Regions from separate parts of the Homo sapiens genome. Here region 2 is linked to region 1. A link is an interaction called in ENCODE POLR2A ChIA-PET data of the cell type or tissue named here. Cell type or tissue: GM12878. All regions are shown on one strand. Each heading gives the region's core, and the rest is flanking DNA. Links, peaks and the distances in the headings are about the cores only.

Region 1 (7,252 bases), core at 1,913-5,912:
CCTGAGTAGCTGGGACTACAGGTGCCCACCACCACGCCTGTCTAATTTTTTTTGTATTTTTAGTAGAGATGGGGTTTTGCTGTGTTAGCCAGGATGCATCTCACTTCTTTAGCCTAACATAAGGTTCGTTCATATTGTAGCATATTATCAACACTTCATTCCTTTTTAAGACTAATATTCCATTGCATGGATAGACCATATTTTGTTTATCCATTCATCACTTGATGGACATTTAGGTAGTTCTCTCTTTTTGGTTACTGTTTTCATTTTCTTTGTTCTTTCTTTCCTTTCTTTCTTTTCTTTCTTTCCTTTCTTTCCTTCCTTTCCTTTCCTTTCCTTTCCTTTCTTTTCTTTTCTCCTTTTCTTTTCTTTTCTTTTCCTTTCTTTTCTTCTTCCCTCCCTCCCTCCCTCCCTCCCTCCCTCCCTTCCTTCCTTCCTTCCTTTTCTTTCTTTCTTTACTCTCTACAGTCTCACTGTGTCGGTCAGGCCGGAGGGCAGTGGTGCGATTTTGGTTCACTGCATCCTCTACCTCCTGGATTCAAGTGATTCTCGTGCCTCAGCCTCCTGAGTGGCTGGGATTACAGGCGTGTACCACCACACCTGGCTAAGTTTTGTATTTTTAATACAGACAGGGTTTCACTATGTTGGCCAAGCTAGTCTTGAACTCCTGGCCTCAAGTGATCCACCTGCCTTGCCTCCCAGAGTGCTGGGATTACAGGTATGAGCCACCGTGCCTGGACTCTTTTTGGTTATTGTGAATAATACTGCGGTGGACATTCATGTACAAGTTTTTGTGTGAACACATGTTTCCATTTCTCTTGGCTCTTTGCCTAAGAGTGGAATTCTAGGTTATCTGTAACTGTTTAATCACTTAAGGAATTGCCAAGACTGTTTGCCAAAGCAGTTGCACCATTTACTTTCCCACCAGCAATGTATGAGGGCTCCAACTTCCCCATGTCCTCGCCAACACATGTTAGTATCTGTCTTTTTGGTTATCACCATCCTAGTGGAGGTGAAGTGTTATGTCATTGTGGTTCTGATTTGCATTTTCCTGATTGCTCATTGCTCTATCTTAAATAGTTGATGTAATAATTTCCTTCTAAACATTGGCTTTCTGTAGACAGTGTCCTATTTTCAACTTTTCTGGGCCCCAGCATTGTCTTCTGGCATGGGGTTGGTGCTGACTAGGGCGTAAATGAATGAGGCAACTCTGGATATGTTAGCTTGCAGCACATGGGCATGGACACTGATTGGCAAGGATGTGCTTCTTGGCTTGAGTCAAGAATCATACATTTTAACCATCACTTCTGCTTTTTTTGTGGCACAAAAGGACCATTTTTTGAAGTTAGTAACCTGTCTTAGTTCCCTCAGTAGATGTTTGTCCAAATGTTGCGGTGAAGCATAGCACAGACTTTTCATCATTTCAAGGTTTAACGCCTCAGCCCAGGGAGTGTATATTTGGTGACCGTTTTCCCAGAGCCCTGGAAATGCTTCTTCCTAACTGTCCACTTTGAGCTCCTCTGCCTCCTCTTTGGCAATCAGTTACCTCCTAAGAGGAACCTGGAGAAATGTCATTGGGAAGTGCTGCTGGCACCAGGATGAGAGAGTGTTCTTGAAAGCTTGGGAGCAGTATTGAGCATCTGCCATGTGTCAGTATTGTGCTGGGCACTACAAGCTCACATGTATCCATGTGATCATGTGTATGGGTATTTATTTGTAGTGTCTAGTCATTACAATCTGTCTGTGAGTTTTGCCTGGTTTACTCCTAAGTACAGTGAGCTTCAGTGATTTGCCCAAGGTTACCAAAGTTTTCAGAGGAACAACATCAGACACTTTTCCCCAATCACCATGTGCCAGAAAACCTTTAGGTTAAGAGGTTAACAAGACAAGCCACAGATAGGGGAAAATATTTATGAAACAAGAGCTGATAAAGGACCCATATCCAAAATAGGCAACTCTTAAAACTCAACAATAAAAGGCCAGGCTCGGTAGCTCATGCCTGTAATCCCAGCACTTTGGGAGGCCAAGGTGGATGGATCACAAGGTCAGGAGATCGAGACCATCCTGACTAACACGGTGAAACTCTGTCTCTACTAAAAATATAAAAAATTAGCCGGGTGTGGTGTCGGGTGCCTATAGTCCCAGCTACTCAGGAGGCTGAGGCAGGAGAATGGCGTTAACCCAGGAGGTGGAGCTTGCAGTGAGCAGAGATTGCACCACTGCACTTCAGCCTGGGTAACAGAGCGAGACTCCATCTCAGAAAAAAAAAAAAAAAAAACAAAACGCAAGAAAACAACAAAAAAAACCAAAAACAAAAGCTCAACAATAAGAAAACAACCCAATTAAAAAGTGGGCGAAAGATCTGAACAGATGCCTCACACCCCCTTCCCCCACCCCACTCACAATGCTTTGCCATCCATGTCTCCATCCTGCAGTAGCCAAAGCTGGCTGCTTCTGGACCACTGCTGTGCAATGGAAATACAGTGTGAGTCACCAATACCAGCCATGAGAGTAGTGTTTTGTTTTGTTTTTTTTTTTTTTTGTTTTTTTTTTTTTTTGCTGTTATTGTTGTTTTGTTTTTTAAATAGAGATGGGATTTTGTTCTGGGTGAAGTGAATCAAACTCCTGGGCTCAAGTGATCCTCCCAGCTCAGCCTCCTGAGTAGCTGGGATTACAGGTGTGAGCCACTGTACGCAGTCATGTGTGTAGTTTAAAGTTTTCTAGTTGCCACATTCATAAAGGTAAAAAGAGGTGAAACTAACTTTATTAATAAATTTTATTTAACTCAGTATATCCAAAGCATTATTATTTCAACATGTATGCAATATAATTATTAACGAGATATTTGATTCTGGTTTTTGGTCTGTGTCTTCAAAATCCAGTGTGTGTTTTATACCTATAACACATCTTGATTCAGACAGATTCAATTCTGAGTGTTCAAAAGCCACATGTGGCTAGTGGCTACCATATTGGATAGCACAGATCTAGATTATACCTCTTTTGTCCTTTTGCATTACCTGCTTCCGTGGTCCCCAAGCAGCAAAGGCATTCTCCATGTGGCAGGTACTATGATCATCATAGTGGTGCTCCCTGTGTGTGTGATCAGGTAGCTTTAATTTCCCACAGAGACTGAAAATGTGGAAGTGTGTCTACCAGCTTTGCCATCTGTCCTAGATTTAGGTGTGACATCTGATTGCTGGGCCCGAGCATCCAGTGCCAGCTGTACTTCTGCAGATTACTGGGTAATCACAGTAGAACCTTTCTTGGGGGTTGCTTTTGACCCAGGCAGCACTGCTCAGCTTGTGGCCAGGGAGCTTCATGACCATTGAGAGTAGGAGTCTGCACCATTACATGATCATAGGATAGCCTGCAGACATGTGATTCGTGTCTTGTAAGTTGTAACTGAGTAAATTTTTATATATGGAAAGAAATAGAATGCTGAAAGGGGGATCATGAGGGTCCAGGTGTGGGGCTGGGGACATGGAAGGCCTCACTGAGAAGCTGGCATTTGAGCAAAGGCTTGGAAAAGTTGAAGGAGTGGGCTGTGTAGATAAGTGTTTTGAGGGCTTCAGGAATGGCCAGGACAAAGCCTTCGAGGTGGGGCATGTTCTGGGGATAGCCAGCCAAGCAGGGTGATGGGGGCAGAGTTATGGGGAGGAAGCAGGGGTCACATGACCCAGGGCTGTGGAGGCCTCCATAGCACTCAAGCTTTTCCTCCAGGGAGCCGGGAGCCATGGGAGAGTTTGCAGTGGATGACGGATGACTGATATGGCCCCTCGGGCTGCTCTGGTTGGCTTTCTCCTGAGTCGTCCATTCTACCTTCTCGCCAAGGCTTCCTAGGTCATGTTTCAAGTCTGTTCAATGCATTTCCTTCTCCAGGTGGTCAGTGGAGACCTCACAGCAGAGGCTTATCTTGTTGAACGTGGTGATTCATGTGGTGATTTCACAGGGTCAGCTCCCCATGTCTTGTCCCAGCGGTGTCCTCCTCCTACATCAGGAGAGGGAGGTCAGCTCTGGGACCCAAGAAAGGGCAGGGTGCCTTGGTAACCCTTCTGCAGGCTTGAGGGATTGGGGCAGTGTGCATCTCTGCGAGGAGGGCACTGAGGAGGATGGGCTTCTCAGATCCTGGGCTCTGCCTTCTGGATCTGAGATCCAAGTTGCAAAGGAAGAGCTGGTTTCAGGCTGAAGCATTTTTTCAGCTTCATACAAGGCAGGAAGCCCATCAAGCCCCCACATCGTCATCATTGTCATCACTGTCACTAACGCCACCATAAGAGCTGACATTTATGTAGTATATGTTTATGTACCTGTTACAGCTCTAAGAGCTTTCCCTGTATTATTGCTTACTTAATTCCACAACTGTATGTGTTCAATACGCATTATTTCCATTTTACAGATGAGAACATTGAGGCATAGCCCAGGGTCACTGTATTAGTCTGTTCTCACGGCTATAAAGAGCTACCAAAGACTGGGTAATATAAAAAGGAAAGAGGTTTAATTGACTCACAGTTCAGCATGGCTGGAGGGGCCCCAGGAAGCTTACAATCATGGTGGAAGGTGAAGGCGGGGCTGGCATGTGACATGGAGAAAGCAGGAGCAAGAGAGAGAGGGAGGGAGGTGCCACATACTTTTCAACAGCCAGATCTCTCAAGAACTCACTGAATATTGCAAGGACAGCACCAAGAGATGGTGCAAAACCGTTAATGAGCAATTCATCCCCATGATCCAGTCACCTTCCACCAGACCCCACCTCCAGTACTGAGGGTTACAATTCAACATGAGACTGCTGCGGAGACAGATATGCAAACAATATTAGGTTGTTTCTACCTTTTGGCTATTATGAATAGTGCTGCTGTGAACATTCATATGCAGGATTTTGTGTAGATGTGTTTTCCTTTCTCTTGGGTGTACACCTAGGAGTGGAATTGCTGGGCCATGCAGTAACCATTCATTTAAGCATTTGTGACTACATTTAACCTTTTGAGGCACCACCAGCCTGTTTTCCAACGGGGCTACACTGTTTTGCATTTGCCAAGGCCTGTTGGCTGTTTTGGAGGCAAACCCCTCCCCTTAAGTTCCAAAGAAGTGAATCCCCAGTGTCCTGAGGTCAGAATGTCCAGGGCACCCTTTTAGAGAGAGAGGGAGGAGGGTCCTGAGAGACTGTACTGGAGAGGCTGTGTGGCCCCAAGCCCACAGCACTGAGTTTGAGTCTCAGCTCTGCCACCTACCACTGTGCAATCTTTTTATTTTATTTTATTTTATTTTATTTTTGAGATGGAGTCTCCCTCTGTCGCCCAGGCTGGAGTGCGGTGGCATGATCTCGGCTCGCTACAACCTCCGCCTCCCAGATTCAAGCCATTCTCCTGTCTCAGCCTCCTGAGTAGCTGGGACTACAGGTGCCCGCCACCACGCCTGGCTAATTTTTTCTATTTTTAGTAGAGATGGGGTTTCACTGTGTTAGCCAGGATGGTCTCGATCTCCTGACCTTGTGATCCACCTGCCTCTGCCTCCCAAAGTGCTGGGATTACAGGCGTGAGCCACCTCACCTGGCCACCACTGTGCAATCTTGAGCAAGCTCCATAGCCTCTGTGGGCCTGGCCTCTGTTTCCCCCTATGCAAAATGGGGCTTATCAGAGCATGCTGGAGGGGCTCCCATGAGATCAGGGGAGACATGAGCTTGGTGTAGTTTGTGGCCTATTGGACCTGCCTGATGAAGGTTGCTGCCTGTGAGGTTGGTGGTGTCTACCAGGCATTGTCCTCTAAAATATAATACTCCTATTCTAGGGGTGAGGAAGGAGTGTGGGTGTGTGTTCTGAGTAGCTCATGAGAGAGTGGGAACCTGTGCTAAGCCAGGCCTGGTCTCTCTGAGCATGGTGACTTGGACTTGTTGCTTTTGTGGCAGGGAACTGAAACTGTTGCAGACACTCTTGGCCTGACCTTATCCCCTCAGCACACACCTCTGCACACCACAAGCCACTTGCTGGAAACACCTGTGACTATGCCTGAGGGCTTCTGCTAGCCTGTGGTGCAGGATAGGCTGGGAGTGCTGGGGTGTTAGTGCCTCCAGGGGTGGCATGGCTGGGTGGGGAATCGGCAGATCAATACCCCAGCTCCCTCACCCTCAGTCAGGACACTCCTGGCTTGTTCTGCACTGACTCCCAGGCTTCCCCAATGGACTTCGGCTCTATTTACTCACAGGAATAATAAGCTTGATGACACAGCCTTTATTTGCTGCGCTTCCTTCCCTGTCCACCACCCCATTCCCCTTGCAGTGATTCCTGGGATAGCCCCCAAATAAACTCCTTGTATGTACATCCTTGCCTCAGAGTCTGTTTCTGGGGGAACCCAGATGAAGACAGAGACCCACTTAGACCCTGTGTCAGGAAACACATGGACCAGACTTGGGCCACCCTGGGACTTGCTGTTTTCTCTGTTCCCTGCGGTGTGTGAGCCTGTGTGTGCCTATGCATGTGTCTTTCTCCTCTTGCCCCTGATTGGCTAGCCTTGTCACTTCTGTCCTGATTCTAGAGGGAGTGTCTGATGTCCCAGTTATTGCTGCCCTCAGCAGAGTCAGGATTTTTTGGCCGGGGCGGGGGGTGGGGTCAGAAACCAGCTCAAGCAAAAAAAGAGAATTTACTGGAACGTGTGGCTGAGATGCATACTGTGTAGCTCACAGCATCCAAGATGCAATGCCTTTCCCATGCTCTCTTCATCTTTCTGCCAGTCTTTGTCTGCCACCATGGTTCTCTCCTTTTTTTTTTCTTTTTTTTGAGATGGAGCCTACCTGTGTCACCAGGCTGGAGTTCAGTGGCGTGATCTCAGCTCACTGCAACCTCCTCCTCCTGGGTTCAAGTGATTCTCCTGCCTCAGCCTCCTGAGTAGGTGGGACTACAGGCACTCACCACCACGCCCAGCTAATTTTGTATTTTTAGTAGAGATGGGGTTTCACCATCTTGGCCAGGATGGTTTCTATCTCTTGATTCTCGTGGCATGCCTCAGCCTTCCGAAGTGCTGGGATTACGGTGTGAGCCACCGTGCCCAGCCCATGCTTCTCTCCTATCCCAGACGACTCTAGTCTATAGAACACGTAACGTGGCCATGAGCAGCCTCATAAGAGACCGTTTTTCTCTCAGCATCTATGCTTGGCCTTCGTTATTTGCAGCATCAGTATTGGTGAATTTGCCTTTCTGCTCCAACTTATTTGCAACCTGCAAACCAGTAGTTCTGGCCCTTCTGTGGTCATTCTTGGTGA
Region 2 (8,188 bases), core at 2,263-6,262, 330 kb before region 1:
AGCCCCTTCAGAGGTGGCAGGTGCTAGGACAGTAGAGGGGCAGGGTGAAGGGGTGGAGAGATGGGAGGCCCCTCAGGAGGTGGCCTGGAGGCAGGAGCTGATCCTGTGCAGATGTGGAGAGGCCGTTGGGATGGTGAGTGCAGAGGCCCTGGGGTGGCTGAGGTGCACAGTGGGGTGTGGAGGCTGGAGGGACATCCAGGGGCACATCGTGGCATCTGTGGTGATCTGCAGCCTGCGCCCAGTACTTTGTCCTGTTCCTTTCGGGGCTTGGCCACACCGCAGCTGCCCAGTGAGTGTGTGAGGGGCTGGTCTGTTTAACTGCTTGCCCTGAAGGTGCGAGGAGAGCCTGTTCGCCTTGCATCCAGTGGGCCAAGCTTACATAGATCCCATCTCCTCTGCATACCCTCAGCATCCTGATCTATAAAATGGGAGTGAATATAGCACCTTCAGCCACACCACCAGCCTGCCTGCGGCCCCTGCCTCCTGCCCGGCCTCCTCTGAGGTCAGTGCCTTCAGCTCCTGCTGCACTGGTGGCCACCGCCTGCAAGTGCTTATGTCGGCCTCTGTCTCTGCAGGACGACGTGAACAGGCTGCGGCTGTCACTGACGTGTCTTCCTTCGTGTTTGCCGTGGGGGGCATATAATTGCATTCCTCATGAGGGAATGACACAGAAAGGGCAGGGGGTGTCAGCAGGGGCCGCTCTGTAATTTCCATGTCTGGGACGGATTTCAGGACTGAGCTGTTTTCCTCTTTGACCCGGCAGAGGCTGTTGCCCAAGTCAACAGTGGTGCGTTTTTGAATTTGTCTTTGTTGGTTTTCTTTTTCCCTTTCTTCTTCTTTTTAAAATAGGTCTTTTTTTTTTTTTTTCCATCCTATGAAATAAAACTGGAGACTTGGTTGTAGTGGGTAAGAATTAGCAGTTCCTGTCCTTTTGGTGTGGGAGTTGGGCGGGGGTTGACTTAAATATTTATTTCCCATTAAGGGATTCATGGGCTTGGACGCTTGTGTTGGAATGGGGTGATCTCAAATCTCACTCATGATTTTCGACCCCTGTAGGACTTGGGCCTGCCTTTGGGGGACGCGGGGACGCAGGGACGCATTGAGCAGAAGCTGCAAGCGGATGACCCATGGGCCAAGTCAAGTCTGCTGACGTGTTTTACTTGGCCCACACAGTGGTTTTTTTTTTTTTTTTTTTTCTTAAAGCTTCAGTAAGTTGTCTGCCTTTAAAGTTGGGAGCATTCCCCTAAAAAGTTCCGGATATCCATTTTCTAATAATAACAACAGAAGCAAACATTTCTATGTGACTTACCACAGGCCTGGCTCAGCTCTAGACGACTCCCATCCCTTTGCTCCTGGGATCCCCAGACAGTTCCGAGGTGGTGCTTCCTGTGATCATCCCCATTCTACAGCTAAAGAAGCAGAGGCAGGCCTTTAACCGGGCACTCCTGGCTGTGCCCATGTTCCTGTGTGGCCACCCCTTCAGGCTGGGCACGGCCTCTCCACTCCCCCAGCCTCCTAGCCCACTGTACTCAGGTTCCCCCCTGCTCAGAGCTTGTGGGCGTGGACTTTGTACCCCCCGGGCTTGGAGAGGGCAAGGTGACTGTGGGAGTCCAGCTGCTGCTCCTTAAGTTGAGTTGTCTGTCACTGACTTACCCTCCCTCCCTCTCTCCCTACTGTCTCCATTCTTCTCTTTCCCCCTTCTTTCTCCTGCACCCTCTTTTTCCATTCCTCCCTTCCCCCTTCCTTTCTCCGCTCTCTCTTTCCTTCACTCCCTTCCTCCCATTCATCTGGTGCTTACCGGGGGCCACCAGGTAGGCACGTCGCACACTACTTCTGCTTCATGTGAGGGGTTCATGGTGGCTTCTCCCTACCTTCAGACCACACCTCTGGTGGGAGGTGCTGCGTGAGGATCCCAGGGGTGAACTGAGTCAGGTCAGAGGAGCAGGGAGCCCCAGCCCCTGGTGTCTTCTTACTGTGTGGTCTCTTCCGTGTCACCGCACTTCTGTGGAAGGGGAATGATGGGGGAAGTGGAGGAACCACTGTCCGCCTGCGGAGGGGCCTCAGTGTTGGCCGTGCTCATGGCGCCCTCCTCCTGGGGCTCCCTCTCCTCTGGTCCTGCCTCTCCTGCACGCCCTTCCTGCCTCCTTGGTGCCAGGGGAGCCAGCCCAGGACAGTCTCTGTGCCTAGGCCCTGCCAGCCTGGCTGCCCTGCCTCCAGCCATGGGGGGCGGGCGGGGAGGGAGTCGACCAGTGCTTGTCTTTGCAGAACTGCTGGTGGACTGAATGTGGTTCTGGGGGTGGCCAGGCCTGAGGGTAACTCATTTTGGAAGGTTTGGGATGTCACTTCACTTAAGGAGCCTTCAGCAACATGGAGTTTAAGTGGCCCTCTTCACCGTGGCCTTGTGGCTTCATGAATGGAGCTGCTGTGGTCAGCATGGCTGGCCCTCTGGAGAGGAGGGTGGGCCATGAGGAGAAGATGCTGTGTCTGGAGGCCTTAACCCTTTCCTCCCTTCTCTCCCTCCCTCCCTCCTGTCTCTTTCTCTCTCTGTCTCTTTCTCTCTAGGTGCATAAAAAAAATTGCTTTCAGATAAAGTTGACATGCAATAAACTGCATATTCTCCCTTTGCTTTTAAAATGATGATCTGTTTCAGCCATGCAAAGCAGGGTATAAAATAATATTTCAGTGTAACCACTCAGCGGAAGAAATAAACCATTCCAGTTGCAATACCTGATGTACCGTTCTCTGATTTCAAACCCTTCCTTTTCTCTGCCCCGACTTTGATGTTTATTCTTGTGCATATTTTTGTACTTGTACAACTACATACTCTTATAGAACACTCCATAATGTTTCCTAGATTTTTTTTTTGTTATTATATAGCTTTTATTTCACAATCATAAACTTAACTCAACTCTGCAATCCAGCTAGGCATGGAAGGGAACAAAACATGGAACCCAAAGGAAACTGCAGTGAGAGCACAAAGATTCTAGGATACTGTGAGCAAATGGGGCAGAGGGGTGCTCTCCTGAGCTACAGAAGGAACGGTCTGATGGTTAAGATAAAACACAAGTTGCTGGGTGTGGTGGCTCACTGCCGTAATCCCAGCACTTTGGGAGGTTGAGGCAGGTGGATCATGAGGTCAGGAGATCAGGACCATCCTGGCTAACACGGTGAAATCCTGTCTCTACTAAAAATACAAACAAAATTAGCTGGGTGTGGTGGGGGGCGCCTGTAGTCTCAGCTACTTGGGAGGCTGAGGCAGGAGAATGGCATGAACCCGGGAGGCAGAGCTTGCAGTGAGCTGAGATTGCTCCACTGCGCTCCAGCGTGGGTGACAGAGTGAGACTCCTTCTCAAAAAAAAAAAAAAAAGATAAAACATAAGTCAAACTTTATTCAAGTTGTCCACAGTTAGCAATAGTGATCTTCTTGCTGGTCTTGCCATTCCTGGACCCAAAGTGCTCCATGGCCTCCACAGTCTTCACGTCTTCTTTCACCTTGCCGGAGACCACGTGCTTGCGTTCAACCACTCAGTCTTGGCAGTGCGTGTGGAAAACTGGGAACCGTTTGTGTTGGGTCCAGCATTTGCCATGGACAAGATGCCGGGACCTGTATGCTTTAGGATGAAGTTCTCATCTTCAAATTTCTCCCCATAGATGGACTTGCCACCAGTGCCATTACGGCGTGTGAAGTCACCACCCTGATACATAAACCCTGGAATGTTCCTGTGAAAGCAGGAACCCTTATAACCAACTCCTTTCTCTCCAGTGCTCAGAGCGTGAAAGTTTTCTGCTGTCTTTGGAAACTTGTTTGCAAACAGCTCGAAGGAGATGCGGCCCAAGGGCTCGCCGTTGACAGCGATGTCAGAGAACACAGTGGGGTTGACCATGGCTGATAGAACAGGTTTCCCGACGGCGCCGGTGTCTGCAGAGTGGCCATGTTTCCTAGATTGTAAAGTTTCATATAAATAGTATCATTACTTGGGCCTTCTTGTGCAACTTGCCTTTTTAGTTTGCTTACTTTCTGTATATGAGATCCATTGTATGAAGAAGCCGTGGCATATTTATTTATGCATTCTGTTGATGGTCTTCTAGATTGCTTCTAGATTTTTGCTGCTGTAAACAATGCCACAGTGAACATCTTCATAGATAATCTCCATTTACAGGAATCCAAGAGTTTCTCCCATTTCCTGTTTCTTCTCCCTCCCACCCCTTCTTTCCTTTTGTCCTTACTTCCCGACGTCAGCCAAGTTCAGCTTCTCAGGCTCCCTAAGGATCTTTAGGAGACGGTGAAGATGAATGAAAAGACCCCAGCCCCAGCGTGGAGGTCAGGGCTCCTGGGTTTCAGCCTCAACTTGGTGGACCTCTTTGGGCTTCATCTATAGTAGGACCATTTTTATCTCGTGGGGCTAATTCATGCCGCGTTGAGCTGAGCACCTGGGCATATGGTTGATGCTTGAAAAATGGCAGCTGGTTGTGTCTATCTTCTGATTTTGAAGATACACATCGGGCTTGGAAATGTCGGCCCTGAACTCTTTTTTTTTGAAATGGAATCTTGCTGTGTTGCCCAGGCTGGAGTGCAGTGGTGTGGTCTCGGCTCACTGCAACCTCAGCCTCCTGGGTTCAAGTAATTTCCTGTCCCAGCTTCCTGAGTAGCGGGGATTACAAGCTTACACCACCACACCCACGCCTGGCTAATTTTTATATTTTTAGTAGAGACAGGGTTTCACCATGTTGGCCAGGCTCGTCTCGAACTCCTGGCCTCAGTTGATCTGCCTGCCTTGGCCTCCCAAAGTGCTGGGATTACAGGCGTGAGCCACCGCACCTAGCCTGAATTCTTAAGGGGTAGATACAGGGCAGGGTATGGACTGTGCATCCAGGTCCCCTCCTTTCCCACTGAAGGCAATGGCTGCCCTCCCTGTGTGAAGGCGGCTGGACTGTCGTCATCAGCACTCAGAACTCCTTGCTCCTGCATGTAAGACTCCGGGATCATATAATATTTAAAAATGCAGCAGCTTAAACACAGCAGAAGCTTGTTTGTTTTCTCTCGTATAAAGGAAATCTAGGGTCTAAGTCGTGTGAGGGTTGCCGTGGCTGGCCTGTGGCTTTGAGGGCCTAGGGCCCCTCCATGTGGCTGCTCCTCCGTTCTTAGCACCATGGGCCAAGAGAGGCTCAAGTTCCTGCCATTTTGCCTGCCTTCCAGTTAGTGGGAAATGGGATCTTACCATTTCGTTTGCATTCCAGTTAGCAGAAAGTGGGAGTGGCAGGGGAGTGGAAAAGGACTTCTGCCCTGTTAAGGTGACTTCTGCTTTCACCTTACTGGCCAGACCATCATGTGGCATCCCCGGCTGCAAGAGCATCTGGGAAATGTAAGTGGGAGCCATGAATCCCACCCCACAGCAGGATTTTTATTATTGAGAAGGGAGAGGAGGCCAGAATAGGGTGTTGGCATGGGCCACGCTAGCCATCTCTGCCACTGCCCTTCCCCCCCACCCCAGAAAGTATCCCAGGGCCAGTCTCCACTTCACTCTTGGGAAGGCGAAGGCTGGTCAGGGAGACACATTGCGTGGGCATTCCCTCAAGCTTCCGGAACAGGCCATCCTTTGAAAGCCACTCACATGTAGCACAGTGGAAGGAAGCAAGGCTTTTACAGGGGCAGAGGGAGTGGTAAGGTATCAGCAAGCCGTAGAGTAGAACAGGGAGCCGACAGTTCTGCATGGCGCCAGCAGCTCCTGGGAAGGGGTTGTAGGGCCGAGATTTTGGCGTCCTGTATGGAGAGGAGCAGCCTGCCGGAGAAGATAGTGAGCTCCCTGAGAAAGCAGGTGTGCAAGCAAAGGTCAGATGGACATGTGTCAGTCAGGGAGGCCACCGAGTGCGTTCTAGATCCAGAAAGCACATTCATGGAATTCCATTGAGGAATTATGGAAGGGATCTCATGCAGGGATGGTGAATGCACAGACCATGTGTGGTCCCCTCCACCCTCCAGCCCTTGTTGGTCCTCCTGGTGCCCTGCAGAGCCGCAGCCACCCCAGAGCCTCCCGGTGGGAAGAAGTTGGCACCTGAGATAAACCCATTTGCTTTTCCCACTTGAATTCAGTTCTCTTGTTCCTATAGGTGTGGACGTTGAGGGCCAGCCTGGAAGCGCCATATCCAGAGGCACTCAGGGAGGGGAGCAGGAGACCCAGGGCTCTGGGATTCAGGTCCCTCTGTCACACCCTGCCCTTCTTCTGGGTCTTTCTTCCCCACCTCCCAGCCAGAAATTGCCTCCTGGAGCCAGCCCAGCCTCGTCTTGTTCATTGGAGCTCAGTTGGAGACCCGTCCTCACCCGAAGCAGGGTGAGAGGACAGCACCTGCCACCTTTAAGTCTGGGCTTTGCTGGACGCCTAGGAGAAGCCGGGTCCTCAGGCACTCGAGTGGGAAGTGAAAGTGTGCACCAGCTCTTTAGTTCTGCTATTGACCGGACAGGGTTTTTCCTGGGGGGAGGGGGAAGGAGCTGCTGTGTTTTCTTTGCTTAATCTGGCCTTGCCCCACAGAGAAAACACATGCGTAGCCTCCATCCTGTTTGTAAAGAGGGCGGTCAGCTACTCGAAGTTGCTCGCCTGGAAAAACTGGGAAGATGTCATCTCCTATGGTAAGGAGGTGGGGGCTACAGGTAGCTGAGGTGGGCAATGAATGTCTTGAGGGACTGTCAGCATGTGACCTTTTTTTAAATGGTGATAAAATACACGTAACATAAAATGGGCCATTTTAACCAGTTTTAAGTGTGCAGTTCATTGAGTACGTTCACATTGTTGCACAACCATCACCCCCATCCATCTCCAGAACTTTCTCATCTTCTCAAACTGAAACTGTCCCCATTAAATGTTAACTCCTAGTCCCCCTCCCCCAGCCCCTGGCAGCCACCATTCTCTCTTCATTTTCTATGACTTTGACTCCTTTAGGGACCACATATGAATGGGTTAATATAGGATTTGTCTTTTTCGTGTCTGGGTTATGATTATTATTATTTTGCTTTTTTTGTTGAGGTGAGATTTACATAACATAAAATCAACCATTTTAAAGTGAAGAATTCAGTGATATTTAGCCACTACCACCTCTGTCTAGTTCCAAAACATCGTCACCCCAGAAGGAAATCCTGTACCCGTTAACAGTCACTCCTCTTTCCCCCTACCCCCGGCTCTTGAAAACCAACATATGACTTTAAATTTGATTTGCATTTGCATATATTAGGCCCTCTACAAATGTATGCTGAATGAATGAAAGAAAATCCTGGCCAGCTGAGAAATAATGATGAAAGCTTGGATTTCTTGAGTGCCTACTTTGTGCCAGGTCCACATAAGCATGTGTGGTTCTCAGCCCTGGCCGCACAATGGGATCACCTGGGGATCTTCGTAACCCCCAAAACCCAGGCCCCACCCCAGAGACGCTGATGGCTTTGGTCTGGGGGAGGTCTGGGCCATAGCCTTTTCCGAGCGATTCTAACATGAGAGTGAGTGGTAGGCAGTATTTCCTTGGGTCATAGCAGTCCTTTGGGGTAGGTAATATTATCTCCATTTTGTGGATAGGGAAACAGGTTATAGAGGTCAGGTAACTTACCCAAGCTCTCTCAGCTTCAAATCTCCATCTGAGGCCAGGCGTGGTGGCTCACGCCTGTAATCCCAGCACTTTGGGAGGCCGAGGTGGGCAGATCACCTGAGGTCAGGAGTTTGAGACCAGCCTGGCTAGCGTGGTGAAACCCCATCTCTACTAAAAATATAAAAATTAGCCAGGCGTGGTGACACACACCTGTAATCCTAGCTACTCAGGAGGCTGAGGCATGAGAATCGCTTGAACCCGAGAGGCAGAGGCTGCAGTGAGCCAAGATCGTGCCACTGCACTTCAGCCTGGGCGACAGAGTGAGACTGTATCAAAAAATAATAATAAAATCTCCACCTGAGTCCAAAGCCCTGACCCATTCTGCTGCTCCAGCCTCCCTCTGTTGTTTTGCAGGTGATTTTGGAAGGGGCACCTGTTGCTACTTATGTGTTTGCTATGGGGTAAAATAATTAAAAACTATCTAATTGGGATTTATGGGGTGCCAGCTGTATGCCAGGCACTGATTCACGTTCTCTCATTTTACCTTTACAGCCACCTTGTGCAAGGGGACTGTTATGATGACATCAGTTTCCCCAACATTGTTGGGAAAGGACGGGGG

What was found. Peaks named below come from ENCODE experiments on the same cell type or tissue, not always from the same donor. Only the 100,000 strongest peaks of a DNase experiment are listed, where the experiment ranks them.
Region 2: POLR2A ChIA-PET joins it to region 1 with 8 read pairs; 1 of 35 experiments calls an interaction of 5 or more read pairs at or near these places.

What each region holds. Positions count from the first base shown.
Region 1 is chr16:81,803,241-81,810,492 of GRCh38, forward strand. The region is part of intron 2 of PLCG2 (phospholipase C gamma 2); the gene reads left to right. Among named protein-coding and RNA genes, the nearest start is that of PLCG2, 28 kb to the left of the region's middle. RefSeq lists enhancers at 4,966-5,035, 5,046-5,155, 5,186-5,245, 5,536-5,645, 7,006-7,125. In GM12878, for the core only: no CTCF peak of the experiment used is centred there; a DNase peak (open chromatin) is centred at 5,901; H3K4me3 peaks cover 1,317 bases; H3K27ac peaks cover 3,946 bases.
Region 2 is chr16:81,472,636-81,480,823 of GRCh38, forward strand. The region is part of intron 1 of CMIP (c-Maf inducing protein); the gene reads left to right. It also overlaps the pseudogene PPIAP51. Among named protein-coding and RNA genes, the nearest start is that of CMIP, 32 kb to the left of the region's middle. In GM12878, for the core only: a CTCF peak has its summit at 5,122; no DNase peak of the experiment used is centred there; H3K4me3 peaks cover 312 bases; H3K27ac peaks cover 1,166 bases.